Regions from separate parts of the Homo sapiens genome. Here region 1 is linked to region 2. Evidence: read pairs that join two places in POLR2A ChIA-PET (ENCODE). Cell type or tissue: B cell. All regions are shown on one strand. Each heading gives the region's core, and the rest is flanking DNA. Links, peaks and the distances in the headings are about the cores only.

What was found. Peaks named below come from ENCODE experiments on the same cell type or tissue, not always from the same donor. Only the 100,000 strongest peaks of a DNase experiment are listed, where the experiment ranks them.
Region 1: POLR2A ChIA-PET joins it to region 2 with 9 read pairs; 4 of 35 experiments call an interaction of 5 or more read pairs at or near these places.

What each region holds. Positions count from the first base shown.
Region 1 is chr12:68,633,734-68,643,952 of GRCh38, reverse strand. All of the region lies in intron 1 of RAP1B (RAP1B, member of RAS oncogene family), which reads right to left. It also overlaps the pseudogene ATP5PDP4. Among named protein-coding and RNA genes, the nearest start is that of SNORA70G, 11 kb to the right of the region's middle. RefSeq lists enhancers at 2,668-2,797, 7,382-7,501. In B cell, for the core only: no CTCF peak of the experiment used is centred there; no DNase peak of the experiment used is centred there; H3K4me3 peaks cover 405 bases; H3K27ac peaks cover 2,219 bases.
Region 2 is chr12:68,461,255-68,469,005 of GRCh38, reverse strand. No RefSeq gene overlaps it. Among named protein-coding and RNA genes, the nearest start is that of LINC02384, 14 kb to the right of the region's middle. In B cell, for the core only: no CTCF peak of the experiment used is centred there; no DNase peak of the experiment used is centred there; H3K4me3 peaks cover 718 bases.

The DNA of each region.
Region 1 (10,219 bases), core at 3,396-5,895, 180 kb before region 2:
CCCTGGAATAAAAAAAAGAAAAAAAATACATGACAAGGTGGGGGGATAGGGAATTTTCTTTTCCTTTTGCTTATTTTTTTTCCTGACAGTTCTATTGTTAATAAATAGAAAAAATTATAAAACAAATGAAACAAAAACTGAAGTTAACAGAGGAATTGTGAAGTTGTTCTATAACTACCCCAATATTATTATAAGAATGCTGATAATTACTGGCATTTTTAAGAAGTAGACTTTAGAAAACTCAAAAATACCAAGTTTAGCCACTCAACTCATAGAGTAACTATAAAATATTGATGTTGGAAAAGTACTGGATTAATAAACTAATGGTGAGGGTACCTTTTTAAAGAAACAAACAGGTAAGCATAAAAGAATCAATTAAAGTTTAATTCTATTCTTTAAGTCTTAATTACTTCTCAGAAAACACTTCTCAAAAAGGACTAAGAGATGCTTAACTACTGAAAATTACAACATTAAATATATTTTAAGTGCTTTATAGAAAAAGAAATACTCAATGTAAATACTGACATTTTAAATACCTATCTTATATCAATGCAATATTTACAATTAGCAAGCAAAAAATTTATCTAGAATGAAAAGATAAATATGGTAGCAAAGGACTTAAGTTAGTACTTTAACTGGTGTGCCACAAGTAAATGATTACATTCTGAGAAGCTTGCTCATTTTTAACTACTTGTACATCAGTAGAAAATAAGGATTAAGTCAAAAAGAGGATAGGAAGTAATACTAGAATACCTGATATTATAAATTATTAAGAGTTCTGACTATTAGAAGGTATTACTGCCATGTACTACCATTTAAAGTGAAGAGATTTTGGAAGAAAAACAAAAACTATAATCAACAGAAAAACTCTGAAAGAAATTTTAAGATGAACAACCTTCAAGAAGTTAAAGGCGGCTGCAGTGGACCGTGGGCAGCCAGGGTCGGTGAAGAATCCCAACATGGCTGGGCGAAAACTTGCTCTAAAAACCACTGACTGAGTAGCTTTTGCAGAGATCATACCCCAGAACCAAAAGGCCATTGCTAGTTTCCTGAAATCCTGGAATGAGACCCTCACCTCCAGGTTGGCTGCTTTACCTGAGAATCCACCGGTTATCGACTGGGCTTACTACAAGGCCAACGTGGCCAAGGCCGGTTTGGTGGATGACTTTAAGAAGTTTAATGCCCTGAAGGTTCCCGTGCCAGAGGATAAATATACTGCGCAGGTGGATGCCGAAGAAAAAGATGTGAAATCTTGTGCTGAGTGGGTGTCTCTCTCAAAGGCCAGGATTGTAGAATATGAGAAACAGATGGAGAAGATGAAGAACTTAATTCCATTTGATCAGATGACCACTGAGGACTTGAACGAAGCTTTCCCAGAAACCAAATTAGACGAGAAAAAGTATCCTTATTGGCCTCACCAACTAATCGAGAATTTATAAAATTGAGTCCAGGAGGAAGTTCTGGCCCTTGTATTACACATTCTGGACATTAAAAATAATAATTATACAGTAGACCAATAGCACCATAATTTTAGGCACAGTAAATTAGCCAATATCTCTCATTGCTAACTCAGTTTCATTTAACTTCTTGTGTTGCCTTTAACAACTTTTTTTTTAATATCATTCTCGCTTGAATTTCCAGTATAAGTGACAAGATTTTCTTCATTTACATGTGCTCTCTTTATGGTATTCCTTATAAACAAGAGCATTTATTTGTAAAAACTGGATGCAGTTTGAAACTATCTGTACAGTTAAGAATTGCTAGTTAACAATAATATGCCTATGTATGAGTTAATCTGCAAATGTAGTACATTTGTATTCATCTTTAGTCTATGAATTAACCAATTATACCAACTAATGAGGGACTCCTGGATCTTCATTTTACTCAACGCGTTAAACAGAAAAGACTGTAGCATATATGCGAAATGAACTTAATGTTATCAACAGTGCAACTATACGATACTTCATCAGCCAAAAGGTGCAATTTCTACATCATGTAGGCACATACACAATTATAAACTTTATGCATGATTCACACTGCCTCTCCAACACAATCTAAGATTACAGATGAAGAAAATCAATTAAATTTCTAAAGAAAGCTATCAAAATACTAAAAATTCCACTACTGTTCAAAGTATTTTCTACACTGTTTTTTTTTTTTACCTTTGATTCAGAGGAACTGTGGAATGCATCGATTTTTTCAAATGCATAAGTATTTCTTCTATTTATCTTTGAATATATTTTTTGGGTAGTTTTTAGTATTAGGTCATTTACATTTAAAGATTCCTAATTTGAGTTCCTTATATAATCACCTAAAATTTGCGTGACTGCAACTAACCTGATTGATGAAAGTAACTGACAGCTTTTACACTTGGCTATTTACTTCTTGCAAAATATCTACTACCTTACTCATTTGTTTAAAAGTAGTTTATTATTACTTCTACAACTTTTTCCATTTACTCTACAGACCGTAGTTTTATTTGCATTGGTTCTTTTTTATCAATTTAAAAAGCTGTTTAATTCTAGTTTCAGAGCAAACCACAGCAAAGACATGGAAAGACAAGAAAACAAAACCTCCTTTGGCATTGTCGAGAGTCCGGTTTCAGTGGCTGCTTCATAACTGTTTGAAATGAAAGTGGAAGAAGGGGGTGGTGGCTCATGCCTATAATGCCAGCACTCTGGCAGACAGAGACAAGCAGACTGCTTTAACTCAGGAGGAGTTCAAGACCAGCCCGGGCAACATGGTGAAACCCCGTCTCTACAAAAAATATGAAAATTAGCCAAGTGTAGTGGCACACACCTGTAGTCCCAGCTACTTGAGAGGCTGAGGTGGGAGCATCACTCGAGCCCAGGAGTCGAGGCTGCAGTGACCCATGTTTGTGCCACTGCACTCCAGCCTGGGTGACAAGTGAGACCCTGTCTCAAAAACAAAACGAAACAAAAAACATATTCTACATTAAGTTCAGTAAATTTATCTAAGATAATTATTTCATTAACCGGAGATTATTAACTAGTATTTTCACAAAACAATAATGAATGCTATAATAATTCTGAGTTAACAGAAAATCCTGAAGACATGAATCAAAGAAAATAAAAACTGGTCTTATGGGGTAGCTTTTTTTTTGTCTAAATGTGTTCACTATATTACACATCAAAATGCAAATAACTGATTTAATTATCCAACATTCTGGATTGCCTATAACATTCTTCCTAAGATTCAACTGTAGATATTACTGATCCAAATTATGAACAAGAATTATTCTAAAAAATCACTGAGGAAACTAAAAAGCGTAACAAAATGACAAATTTATGTATTAAAAAGAAAATTCTTGTTTATTTGATGCTGAGATTTATTGAGGACATACTCCATCAACCCAAGAACTGTGCTGGTCAGAAAAGAAAATCTAAGAAATGACACCTTCCATTAACACTACTATAATACAGCAATCAATATTTGACATCAATAAATATATAATGAGTACCTAATATATGTTAGGCACTATTCTAGGCAGTGGGAATATAAAGCAGTGAAAGAAAGACCCTGTCCTCAGAATTTATAATCTGGAGTAAAGGGTATAGAGGGGGAAACAAAGTCAGTATAAAGTGTCAGCTGTGATAAGCAGTATGGAGAAAAAAAAAAGAGATAAGAATGGATGGTTTTATATGGGGTGGTTATGAAGAACTTCTATTAAGGTGAAATTACTATATAGCTCAGTACACAAAGAGTCCTGTCAATGGATTGATATTAAATTTTGTTTTTAACAAAAGACTACCATTAGGCTTTGTCCTGTTGAGCATTTAAAAAATCATCTTTGGGCCGGGCATGGTGGCTCATGCCTGTAATCCCAGCACTCTGGGAGGCTGAGGTGGGTGGATCACGAGGTCAGGAGATGGAGACCATCCTGACCAACATGGTGAAACCCCATCTCTACTAAAAATACAAAAATTAGCCGGTTGTGGTGGTGCATGCCTGTAATCCCAGCTACTCAGGAGGCTGAGGCAGGAGAATCGCTTGAACCCAGGAGGCAGAGGCTACAGTGAGCTGAGATTGTGCCACTGCACTCCAGCCTAGCACAGAGCAGGACTCAGTCTCCCAAAAAAAAAAAAAAATCTTTGGTGGGGTGACATGCTAATTAGTTTGTGGCTGAAGTTAAATTTGGATTTGGGAGTCAATCCAGCCCCTTCCTCTGCAAAAAGGGGCATAAATGGGATTTCTGGAGAAGTCTAAATGTAGTTGGTCTTATGAGGTGCTGTTTTTCAATATGTACAAAATGCCCTTTGGTGAGTTCCTGTGCCAGCTCTTTAGAGGAGGATATGTACCTCTTTTCCTCAGCTGTGTAGCAAAAACAACACAGATCAGGGCAGCATATCTCAAGATGCAGTTCTTAGGAGGTTAGTGTCAAGGAAATGTCTCTGAAGCATTCTTGCACTAACTCAGCCCACAGTGATCATTCTCCTTCATGACAAGTTATACCAAATACTTTAGGACTTGATTACGTATTACCTTGTACTATTTTCTAAGGAGACAACAAGCTGTAGAAAGTAACATTAACTTTGAATTTAAGAAGCTCTATTTAAAAAGTCGTATATTTTGAGATAAATCACTTAATTCTTGGTTTCCAGATTCCTTGTCTACAAAAAGATGGAATGAGGGAAAGGGGAAATACTGAACACTCAGATGACTTACATCAGCCAGGTAACCATGTAAACGCTTGAAGCAGTTAAGGTCTTATTAGGTAATAACATAGACTGTGGTCAAGTAGGGAGTGAATGCTTTACGGGTAAAGTCATTTGAATTCTAAAAATTATGAATATTGTATAAACCAACAAAATCAATTTGAGAGATAAGAGCTCTGAACCCTGGTCCAGCAGTTTTTGACTTCTCGACTAGATCCCTAAAGTCCCTTTCAATTATAAAATGTTTTGTTATAATAATGTTACATGTACCAGACTTTGAAGAATTAAACATAAATGGAATTTTAAAAGCATCTTAGGTTGGGCGTGGTGACTCATGTCTGTAATCCCAGCACTTTGCGGGGCCGAGGCAGGCAGATCACTTGAAGTGAGGAATTCGACACTAGCTGGCCAACATGGTGAAACCCCGTCTATACTAAAAAATACAAAAATCAGTCGGGTTTGGTGGTGCATGCCTGTAATCCCAGGTGCTCAGGAGGCTGAGGCAGGAGAATCATTTGAACCTGGAAGGCCGAGGCTGCAGTGAGCCAAGATTGCGCCACTGCACTCCAGCTTAGGCATACAGAGTGAGACTCTGTCTCAAAAAACAAAAAAAAGTTAGATTCCTTAATTACTATAAAAAAATAAATTGCACTGGTAATAAAATTTAATATAATCTAAATATTATTTCTCTAACTTCATAATGGTTGTTTGATATTATAGATATTTTGGAGTCATTATCTTTCAAAAACAATACACATTTTAAAAAGGAGTGAAAATAAACGTAAGACAACATCCTTACTCCTAAAGTATGCACAACTGGGAAAATCCATTAAGACTAGTGGGCACTCAACCAGGACAAGATGCAACCACATTTTCCTTTACCTTCTCGCATGCTATTTATGCAAATAAAAGCCATGTAACTAAAAATTAGGGCACGGACATGACATCCTCTCTCAGGAAACACACTTCTCTTCAAATAATACCACAAATAAAGAGACTAACTGTATAAGGGATTATACAAATTGGTTACAGAGATTAAGACTGGGAAGTAAAATATAAAAAGAAGTTAAAAACAAGTGACTACCAAGGAAAAAATCTATATACCAAATATACAAAAAATGTGGACTAGTGAGCCAAGTGTCACCAGACTGTACTATAAAACATTAAAGCCAACAACAGATTACCTTTAAAGACTGCTTTAATCCTATCCAGGATAAAACACAGTTGAACAATGGAATTTTAAAAACTTAAATTTGTATTAATCCAGTTAGCAAAATTTGCATCCCAGGTTACCTTAAAAACTTTGAATCCAAAATTATCTTGAAAAGCAAACAAATTAACTCATTAAAAAAAAGGACCCATATTTAAATAACATAAAGCAATTCTACATTTTAAGAAGATGAAACCAAATAACTGACATTTTAAGAGACTTCCTGAACTGAGTGAGGCTAGTTCATAATTGGTAAATAAAGAAATCCTGGGGCTGGTTTGAGGCCCAAACTCAGTTTTTCCTTATACACTTAAAAGTAAATACTGTATCATCTTTGGAGCTCAGGGTGATAAAACATGAAATCTGGAAATAAGGAGACCAAAACTAGCTACGTAATTTACCAGGGGGGTGGTCATTTATTTCTAGGCTGGCATCTTGTTTTTTTTTTTTTTTTTTTTTTTTTTTTTGAGATGGAGTTTTACTCTTGTCACCCAGGCTGGAGTGCAGTGGTGTGTGATCTCAGCTCACTGCAACCTCAGCCTCCCTGGTTCAACTGATTCTCCTCTCTCAGCCTCCCGAGCAGCTGGGATTACAGGTGCGTGCCACCACACCTGGCTAATTTTATATTTTTAGTAGAGGTGGGGTTTCACCATGATGGCCAGGCTTATCCTAAACTCCTGACCTAAGGTGATCCACCCGCCTGGGCCTCCCAAAGTGCTGGGATTACAGGCGTGAGCCACTGCACTCGGCCTCTAGGCTGGTGTCTTAATCTGTGAAATACGGACAACAATACTGACTGTACCGAGTTGATGGACAGATTAAGAATGTACACTGTTTATTAAAGATTTACATGTTAGTTATTACCATCATCAAGCAGCTGCAGGGTAGTACTTATTTTGGTACCCACTATTTGGTCTATAAATGTTTGCTGAATAAAGACTAATAATTCATTTCCAGCAAATGACAGAAGTATATAGACTTTTAAAAGAAGAGTAGTAAGTTATCTTTTTATAGGTAAATTGCCATTTAAGTTCACATCAATTATTGACAGATGCCATGAATCCCAACTGAAGATGAAATACACAAATCTTGGCATTAAAAAAAGTAGGGACAGGCCGGGTGTGGTGGCTCATGCCTGGAATCTCAGCACATTGGGAGGCTGAGGTGGGTGGATCACCTGAGGTCAGGAGTTCGAGATGAGCCTGGCCAACATGGTGAAACCCCATCGCTACTAAAAATACAAAAATTAGCTGGGCATGATGGTGCACACCTGTAATCCCAGCTACTCCGGAGGCTGAGGCAGGAGAATTGCTTGAACAGAGACTCCGTCTCAAAAAAAAACAGCAGGGATAGGCATGGTGGCTCACACCTACCTGTACAATCCCAGCATTTTGGGAGGCTGAGGTGGGAAGACTGCTCAAGACTATTCTGGACAACACAGCAAAACCACACTTCTACAAAAAATTTATAAAGTAGCTGGGTGTGGTGGTACATGCCTAGAGTCCCAGCTGCTCAAAAGAATGAGGTAGGAGGATCACTTAAGCCCACGAATTGGAGGTTACAGTGAGCTATGACTGCATTACTGCACTCTATCATGGGTGACGCAAGAACTTGTTTCTAAAACAAACAAACAACAAAAAAACAGTGCTTATACTTGCCTTCTAGGAATCACAGTCCAGTAAAAATGCCCTGCAGCAGAAACTCTAGTGTTAAAACCAACTTCTGGGTTCCAGAGACAATTGCTCATAACTTTGTAACCTGATTTCTTTCTTAAATCTCATTAATAAATGAAGAAGTAGCTTATAAGAATCAAATCCTTGAAAAGCAATAAGCAACATTTAAAAAGCATAATTTCTGTCCCTTAAAATATGCCAAAAAAAATAGCTGACTGTCATGGCTCATGCCTGTAATACCAGGACTTTGGGAGGCCAAGGCGGGCAGATCACTTGAGGTCAGGAGTTTGCGACCAGCCTGGCCAATATGGTGAAGCCCCATCTCTACTAAAAATACAAAAAAAAAAAATACTCGAATGTGGTGGCGGGCGCTTGTAGTCCCAGATACTCAGGAAGCTGAGGCAGGAGAATCGCTTGAATCCAGGAGGCGGAATTTGCAGTAAGTAGAGATTTTGCCACTGCACTCAAGCCTGGGCTACAGAGCAAGACTTCGTAACAAAAAAAAAATTTCATGGGTATAACCAAAATGGAAATTTTGCAAAAGCAGTTCTCCAATCTCAAGTTGTTTAACTACTACACTCACCCCCTAACCCCAGTTTGAAATTCTGTGACCCTAAATTATAAAAACAGGCCTAAGTAGGCCAGGCACGCTGGCTCATGCCTGTAATCCCAGCACTTTGGGAGGCCGAGGCGGGTGGATTGCTTGAGGTCAGGAGTTCGAGACCAGCCTGGCCAATATGGTGAAACCCCGTCTCTACCAAAATACAAAAATTGGCTGGGTGAGGTGGCGGGCGCCTGTAATCCCAGCTATTAGGGAGGCTAAGGCAGGAGAATTGCTTGTACCCAGGAGGCGGAGGTTGCAGTGAGCCGAGATCGCACCACTGCACTCCAGCCTGGGTGACAGAGTGACTCTGTCTCAAAAAAAGAGGCCTTAAATACTGGTTCCTGAAGTCAGGTAACATTACTTCTCCCACTGCACTTTCTGGAAGAGAAGATACTTGATTTCTCCTTTCCATCTCCAACTCCAAAAGTAATACTTTAACAGCTAAAGAGGGTAACTGTGTCCTTTTCTCATTCCCAAATAAAATCAACTAATTCAACTGTCAGAAGGACCTGTTATGAATCTGTTTAACACAATGACAGACTTTAAAAATTCTTTTTGAAGGAAAAAATAAGGGGCCCAAACACTGCCTCTCCTACCCTCTTTTAAAAATAAAACTTCTAACAAGGAACTATAAAATAAATAGAAAGCTGCTAAAATGAAGACTGCTTATCATATTTACTTTGAGTTGTCTGCCTCTCTCATAATGAGGACACATGGAAAATGTTTCCAATCTTACTCATTCTGCCAAGAAAGATCTCCTGTGAACAAGATTTCTAAATCTAGAAAGTGCAAAATTTGTAGATTATCAAACTGTGTATAGCATTTTCTCTATTCTGATCATATTTATAATACCTCAAGAAAGAAAAAAATTCCCTTGCCCTTTTCATGGATTAATACTGCTAGTAAATCAAGTTTTTTCAATTAATCACACCAACTTTCTCCCTGAAATATTCAACAACATATAATTTGACATGCAACGTAAGGTTAGCTTTTCCAGCTTTATTTCTATAGTTACCTTTTCAGTTCAGTATTTGATCATGTATGGTAGAATACAGAATAGAGGGTAACAATTTATCAACAATCTGACAAATGCAGAAGAACCAGTTTAATAGATTTCTCAGCCGAGTCAAGAGATAAGCAAAATAGTTAAGTGATTTTTTAAAAAAGGAGAGACCAACAATTCAAAAACAGGTAAAAAAAAAAATAATAATATAGGCTCAAGATCACCTTATTAGTTTCTATCAGATCTTTCCAAATAGGCTGTATTTGTGTAGAACTCCTCCCTGCTCCCAATTCTCTAGATGTGACTTAAAAAAATGTCCTTTTTTCCCTGTCATCTGAACTAGCAGTAAAATCTACAGGGATGCATACTGACTCAGTATAGGCTTTAGATCCCATTGTCTGGGTTGGAATCAGTTCTACTTGAGTGGCTTTGGTCTCGTTATTTTAAACTGTGTCTCATTTCCTCATTTGAAAATGGAAATAAAAGTATCTACTTCTTACAGTTCTTAAAGATTCAAATGAAATAACTTACCCTATGCAAAATGTGTAGCACAATGAGTAACACATAGGAAGTAGCCAGTAAATGTTAATTTGCTATTTTTTAAAATTATATCTATCTAGGTGTTTATAGTGCTTAAGACACCTAAAGGACTTCAATAGCATATTATTTTAATAGGTAGCTGTATACCTGGGAGTTGTCATGGATTCTTCTCTCTTCACTCCATTATCAAGTCTGATTCATTCTACCTTGGTATTTCTGGAATCAATTCCATTCTCTCTACTCCACTACCTTATACTGGGCCTTATTATTTCTTACACGGGAAGAGGAGGATACAAGAGGCAACGAGAAAACATTAATTTGCTTTACACCTCAATTTCAATGACCAGATTAGAGATGTTAAGTTTTTTTGTTTTTTTGAGACAGAGTCTTACTGTATTGCCCAGGCTGGAGTGCAGTGGCACGATCTCAGCTCACTGCAACCTCCACCTCCCAAGTTCAAGTGATTCTCCTGCCTCAACCTCCTGAGTAGCTGGGACTACGAGCACACGCCAC
Region 2 (7,751 bases), core at 4,644-7,143:
ATCCCCTATATTCTCATCATACTGCACCCTTCATGGAGCATGCCATGTAAATATCTTTATGCTTTTGCATAGAACATACCTTCTGCCTAAAAAGCAGTTCATATGTCACTTCTGAGAAATCCTTTCTAATTCTTTCAGGAAAGGAATGAGGTCCCTCTCTGCATAAACGATCTCTATACCATCACTTGTCAAAACGCTTTATCATTATTTGTCAAAATGGAATCTTCTTTTTATGTCTCCATTGCTACTAAGACCCCGAAGTTTGAGACTGAAAATATGGGTGCTATGTACTACCATAATTCCAACATGAAATGCTAGACCACAAGGGCTGGGATTCGAAGACCTGTTTTGTGAGATCATTATCTATTTCTGGGACATAAAAGAGTTGAAGAGTCACAGGGAGAGGGATGATTTCTTCCAAGAGCATCGACTATAGGTAGTTTGTTTCTCTCCCTCTACCCACAATGAGGGACTGGAGGAAGAGACTTTCCTTTCTCCTTGAGTCAAGCAAGAGGGCTTCAGCAGGAGCATTCAAGAGAAAAACAGAAGTCTCATGGGGTGTGAGGGCTTCAGTTCTGTGCCTGAGAATATTGAGGTAAAAAGACTGGGGCTGGAGCCACCTGTCTGATGGCAGAGCACAGGGAGACAGACCTTCGCTGGGAATAAGCTGCACTTTCATTCATAAAAGCTGGCAAGACTGCATGAGTGTTTCTCATTGACCAGACATGGACTCACCAACACAGAACAGCCTGGAGCTATTTTTGGACCCTGCCCAAGAGGACAGCCAGAAGACAGGGAACTGTGACTTCAGTAGAGTAGGTATGAATGTGGATGGCTAGGGCCACAGAGAGGAATGAGAAGCCAGAAGACAGGCATTGCCCACATCAAGGGGCTTTTGAGAAGACTCCAGTGGGCGTACCTCTGTGGATCCCACAAAAGCACCCATGATAGGAAGGGTCAGCTCCAACATCCTCTGAGGCCAGAGAGCACCAATGCTCGCAAGAGTGCTTGACAGGAAGAAACCTCTTGCTGTTTCTCTCTGTCTTTCCCAGCTCCAGCCCTGGAAGAGCCACAGTGTGGTGGGTTGTGGGGAACAGAGGAGAAGAGACGCACAGGGGAAGGATATAGAGGAGAAACTGACCACGGCCCTTGTTTCCCATTGCCTTCTCTCCAGCCTGAGGCAGCCCAAGTCAGGGAGCTGAGAAACTTTAACTTTGAGTGACAATTAAATTATTAAACTGAACTGAAATCTTACTGTTCTTGTGACTAACAGATACAAGGACTTTGCACTAAGAGTATTCAAAAGAGTTTATGGAAGCTGCCCAAGATTTCTTCCACTTTCCGTGTAGGGAAGTTCACAGAATGGGATTAGACAACTAGCAGAGAGAAAGACTAGAGTTTCTACCTGCCAAACCCCAACCCTAGTTTGGAGACCTACTTATTCAATGTACCAGTGACATTTGTTTATTAATTTGTTGCCTCTTCATACTGAGAGCTTCTTGGGGATAGAAACTCATATATTATATTCATCTTTATAAACCTTAATGAAGCAGTATCTGCCACATAGAAAATGTTTGTTGAACGAATAAATGAACAAATTAATTGATAAATGGGAGTGATATAGTATCACTGATATAGTATTCAGGGTCCGAAGCTGGGCTTTGCCACTGATTAGTTGTGGGTTCTTTGGCCAATTTCTTAACCGTGAAAGACTTGATTTACTTACCTTTTAAAGTGGCAAGAAAATAGTACTTACCTCATCAGATTTATTTGAGAATTAGTTGTGAGGTACTGTACTGAAAATTCTCAGCACAGTGGCTAGTACACAATGAATGTTCAATAAATGTAAGTTGTAATGTCATTTTGCTGTTGTTAGATTTGGAGTTGCATGGATTACTATGTAATGACCACTCCCCAAACCCAGCTGAGCCTGGTGTCCTTGATCTTGGTAGTATGCCCTTGACCCCAACTAGGCCTGGTGATCTTGATGCCTGGATCTCCCTGTTTCATCTCCTCAAGGAGGAAACTTTGTTTTCTGCTGGGCTGAGGAAGGGCAGTTACTTTGCTCCATTGGGTAGCAAAGAGTTCTGGCTGGTGGACAAACTGCTCTTACATGGACACTCAAATAACCCTCTGCTTTCTAGAGATATCTGGGACCTCTCATTCCCGAGTCTTTCTGGAGTTCTATAGCACAGGTCAGCCATCTTCTAAGCTCCTCCCAAAGCTGTTTCAGCTTCCTTGGCTTTGCTAAATCAGTTATCACCAACACTTCAGCTTCTGATATTTTCTTGTTTTTGCTTCTTCTTTGTCCTTGTGTGTACCTATACCTTTAACAAGGTCTTTTACCGCAATTCGGGCAGAGGGTAGGGGAGATTGGGAAAACGCTACAATAAATATGAGTGTTCAATCTGCCATGGATAGCCTGAAGTATGTGTAACTTTAGTAATACAAAAAAATAAAGGTAGTTGTAAAAAAGAATTTATTTAGAGATATAAAATGTACTTGTCCATATTTTTATACATTTAAAGGTAATAATACAAAGAAATGTGTGCTATTTTGGAAAATAAACCACGTAGAAAATAAACACATCAGTCTTTTGATGAAGTAGCAATCACAAAGAGGCTGAGGTTATTAGAGAAGGCTTCGTGGCAGAGGTAGCAATTTTCCTGGGCTCTGAATAATGGGTAGAATTTGGTTTTATTAAGGATAGGAAATGGGTCTATAACTCATTTATACATTAGCAGTCATGTATAATTCAGGGTTTTATCTACTGTAGTAGCATTGCCTTGAGCTTCTCAACATGCCTTTTCTTTGTTATCCTTCCTTTTGATAAGAGACAAATCCTCATTCTTGGAGAATAAAGCCAGCTCAACAGAGGGAAGCAGAGCTTGAAGACAGAGAACAGATGACAATACCCCAGCCAAAGCCAGAATGCCCTTTGGCTTCCAATGTGCAAGAGCCAGTAACTTACCCTTCTTCCCTCCCCCTTTTCTTTTTGCTTAAGCTAGTTTTAGTTGGATTTCAGTCATTTGCATCACAAAGAGTCCCAAATAATATGACAGGGTAATGAGACTATATTTAACTTGAAATTTTCTTATTATTTATTTATTTATTGAGATGGAGTCTCACTCTGTCGCTCAGGTTGGAGTGCAGTGGCACGATCTTGGCTCACTGCAGCCTCCGCCTCCTGGGTTTAAGCAATTCTCCCAGCTCAGCTCTCCAAGTAGCTAGGAGGCGAGTACCACCATGCTCAGCTAATTTTTGTATTTTTAGTAGAGACAGGGTTTCACTATGTTGGCCAGGCTGGTGTCAAACTCCTGACCTCAAGTGATCCGCCTGCCTCGGCCTCCCAAAGTACTGGGATTACAGGCATAAGCCACAGCGCCTGGCCTTAACTTGGATTTTACAAGAACACAGTGGACAGAGCTAGAACTCAATTTATAGTCTAACTTAAAATTACAACTTGCAGATTGTTTCTCATTACATTTATTGCTGGTAGATAATTCTTATTCTTTGACTCAAGGCAGAATGGGAACAGACTTGTGTCTGCATTTTTCCCTTTGGAGCTTGTTATTTTTCTCATAACAGATGAATTATTTGTAAGCAAAAATTAAAGATAAAAATCATCTTAAAAATATGTGGTGAGCATGTCCCTAGAGTTATGAGAGTTGCAGAGTAATTCATCTGCAGAGTGCTGCTGGAAGGCAGAGCCCACCAATTCCCCACAGTTCAGCGTTAAGGGAACTGATCCTTTAATGCTTATAAATCAGAAGTTTTTGCTGCAGCAACCAGGGGAAACATAGCAAATCATTAGGTGACATGGCAAATAACTTAATTATAGATAATTAGTAAATAACTACACACTATGGGTCTACTACTGTTTTCAGTGCTGTTTATGTATTACTAAAAACCCAAGGATGAAGTACTGTTACTGTCATCATCCCCATTTGCCGGATGAGAAAACTGAAGCACAAAGTTAAGCCAGGATAGGCCCTCTGGTAGTCTGATGCCAGCATGACATGCTCTTGATCATTGCACTACACTGCTCTAGGTTTTAGTCAATTTACAGAATTTTAAGTGTATATGCTCTAGGTTTTAGTCAACTTCCAGAACTTTAAATGTATAAAAATATGGACATGTGCATTTTATGTCTCCTTTGTTGTATAGCAAGTCTCAGGTCTACACTGACAAACCAAGAGATTGGGGTTTAAGTCAAAAGACAGTATTACTCAAATAATCAGGAAAAGGGGGAAAATCAATTTCTGCCTGAAATGCGTTCCTCTATTTGTTTTAGTGGTAGCCACATGAATTTTCTTAGTTAGATTTTAAATATTGTTACTACAAGTCTGGGAGTGGTGGCTCAAACCTGTTATCCCAGCACTTTGGGAGACTGAGGCAGGTGGATCACTTGAGGTCAGGAGTTCAAGACCAGCTTGGCCAACATGGTGAAACTCTGTCTCTACTAAAAATACAAAAATTAGCCAGGCATGGTGGCGCATGCCTATAGTCCCAGCTACTCGGGGGGCTGAGGCAGTAGAATTGCTTGAACCTGGGAGGCAGAGGTTGCAGTGAGCTGGGATCGTTAATAATTTGTGAAGTCATTGTAGTACAATAAGAAAGATATTTGGTGAGCTCCTAAAACTTCTGGAATTTCCTGAGTGAGGAGGGTGATAAGAGCATCTTTTGTTCTAATGAGGTGACTTTGGGAGGCCCATAGTTTCAGGATGGGAGCTGGTCCCCAGAAAGACCAAGCCTTGTTTAGAAGCCCGGAACTTTTTTAGCCTTACCTCCCAACCTCCAGGGAGAGGAGAGAGGCTGGAGATTGAGTTAATCACCTATGGCTGCAATCACACCTATGTAATAAGATATCCATAGAAACCTCTAATGATGGGGTTTGGTAAGCATGTTGAGGTGCTGGGAGGATAGCGTACCCTGAAAGGGCATGGAATCTCTGTGTCCTTCCCTTCCCCCATACCTTGCCCTAAGCATCTCTTCCATCTGGCTATTCCTGAGTGGTACCTTTTACAATAAACTGGTAACAATAAGTAAAGCATTTTTCTGGGTACTGAGAGTCATTTTAGCAAATTATTGAATCTAAGTGGGGGGGTCAGGGGAACCCCTGAATTTATAGTCAGTCTAGCAGAAATGTGGGTAGCCTGGGCATTCACTGAGAGCTGGCATCTGAAGGGAGGACAGTCTTATGGGACTGAGCCCTTAACCTGTGGTATCTGGCGCTAACTCTGGGAGTCAGTGTCAGAATTGAATTGAATTGAATTGTTGGAAAAGACACCACATATTTGGTTTCTGGTGGAAAGAAACCCCACTCATTTGGTGTCAGAAAACATGGGATTTGCTAGAACAGCCCTTACTAATATTTAGTTTGGGAAGAGAAAGGATGAAAGGGCGGGAATGAGGAAAACTTTGATCCCTAGATGGCTACCTAGTCACCCATAGTATGAAACTGCAGTCTCGTTGTGATCAGTTACTAAAGGTAAAAGTTAGGCCGGGCATGGTGGCTCATGCCTGTAATCCCAGCACTTTGGGAGGCCGAGGCGGGCACATCACCTGAGGTCGAAAGTTCGAGACCAGCCTGGTCAACATGGTAAAACCCTGTCTCTACTAAAAATACAAAAATTAGCTGGACATGGTGGTATGCGCCTGTAATCCCAGTTACTCGGGAGGCTGAGGCAGGAGAATCTCTTGAACCCAGGAGATGGAGGTTGCGGTGAGCCAAGATTGAGCCACTGCACTCCAGCCTGGGCAACAAGAGTGAAACTCCGTCACAAAAAAAAAAAAAAAAAATACTAAAGGTAAAAGTTACTGGTGGAATTTTGAAATGGTGGTAGACTTTAATTCCAAGGAGTTGGCAATTGGATTTGTAAGACAATGCAAAATAATAACAAGCATCCTAAATCTACAATCTCTTGGTTATTGTTATTTGTAATAGCTAAAACGAAAGTAAAAGTGTGAGTGCTGGGTCGGACTTTGATGGTGGAGTAGGCTCAGATTTTGGTTGGTCTGAGCTTCAGTTACTAGCCTCAAAACCACCCCTAAAGGGGAAACTTAAGCTGAGAAAGTAACTCTAAATCCTCTGGTCACCAAGAAGGTAGACCACATGGGGGAAAGACAAAACCAAAAAACGACTTAAGCCAATGGTATGGCGTGAAGGAGTTGTCTCATTTTGTGGATCAGTTGTCATCAGCTTCCCAAAAAACCTTTACTAAAATGGATTGTGAGAGTGACAAATTTAAGGGCAGTTTTTTGGTTTTAAATGCTGCAGAGTGCAAGAGCAAGTTTGGTTAATACAGGACCTGCAGCTGACTGTGGAACAATTGCAGATGGCGAGACATCATCCAGACACACAGGAGGTTATTCTTGAGAAAACCGGCATCCTGGTGGTCTGGATAAAAGCCACTGTAAGGTGTAATTACCCAAAGATGGGGGACTGTTCAACTCTCTCTACAAAGGCCAGGCAGAACACCCAAGATGAAGCAGCTGATGTTCTGTAGGCAAGCTATGTCGGATTGACTTTATGATGACCAAGATATTCATCTGGGAATCTGCCTGTTACCCAGGACATGGTAAATACTGTGAGTAAGGGGACCCTTCTTACATGGGCACCCCACGTAATCCTACTGCTGCAAAACTGAACAACGGTTTGAGTAGAACAAGTGTCTGGCGCCTAATGTGTGCTCTCAAATTGGTTTGAATCTTAGATACTTGTTCCAGATCCTGGTAGCAATGAACAAAACAGACAATTCATGGTCCCCATGGAGCTAATACTTTGATGTTCTATTACAGAAATGGACATGGGATGGAGACACCTGACATATTCAGAGAACTAGAGGCTCCTTCATTGCCAAAGGAATCTTGGGAATTTACAGCCGTAATTCTGTATTGTAATTATGGACAGAGCTTTATATCGGGTGGAGGTCAGTAGGACTGTTGGAATGCCAAAGTTGGCTCCCTGAGTTTGTCTTTGGGCTATTGGGACATCCGTGCCACACTTTAGAAAATCTGACGATAATTTATTTTTATTTAAAAATTTATCTTACAAGTATTTCATCTGTTATGAGAGCAAAACTCATTCCAGAGGGGAAAATGCACACATTCCTGTACTCCATGTCCGAGAAGGCAAAGTGAATGCTTTCTGCTGCCAATATGCTTAATTAGGGTAGACAAGGGAGACAGTACCACTTAAAATTATGTTTTTGTAAAGTCACATAAGGAAATGGACATAATATTGAGTGGTCAGAAATCTATGTTCTAGAAATTTACAAAAGTGCACTGGGTCTGTTTTATAAGAAGAGGAATTAAAAGAAACATGAGTGGGAGTTAAGTATTATTATAAAATGTTCTGTAGATTTAATAATGTAGTTCTTTAAAATTTGTCATTCCTGCACAGCAGGGAGATAAGACAATTATTTTTGGCGCTTTATGAGCATTGTTTAAATTATTCAGTATTCTCTTTTATGGCTAAATTCCTGAAGTAAAAATATATCAGAAAATTAATGTACTTTTATTTATACAATAACAATACCTTATAACTAAGTATGAGCTGATCACACTTAGGTGCTCTTTCATCAAATACTCCCAATGCTTTGAAATATAAATTATAATTGATATCACTTTAGGTATGAGAAAATTATGGTTCAAGAAGGTTTTATGATTTTCCCAAGATGCAAGTTGTGTCGTTGGGACCAGAACTTTGGAATTCTGACTAGAGATTTTGAGCTGGATAGATGTAGTGA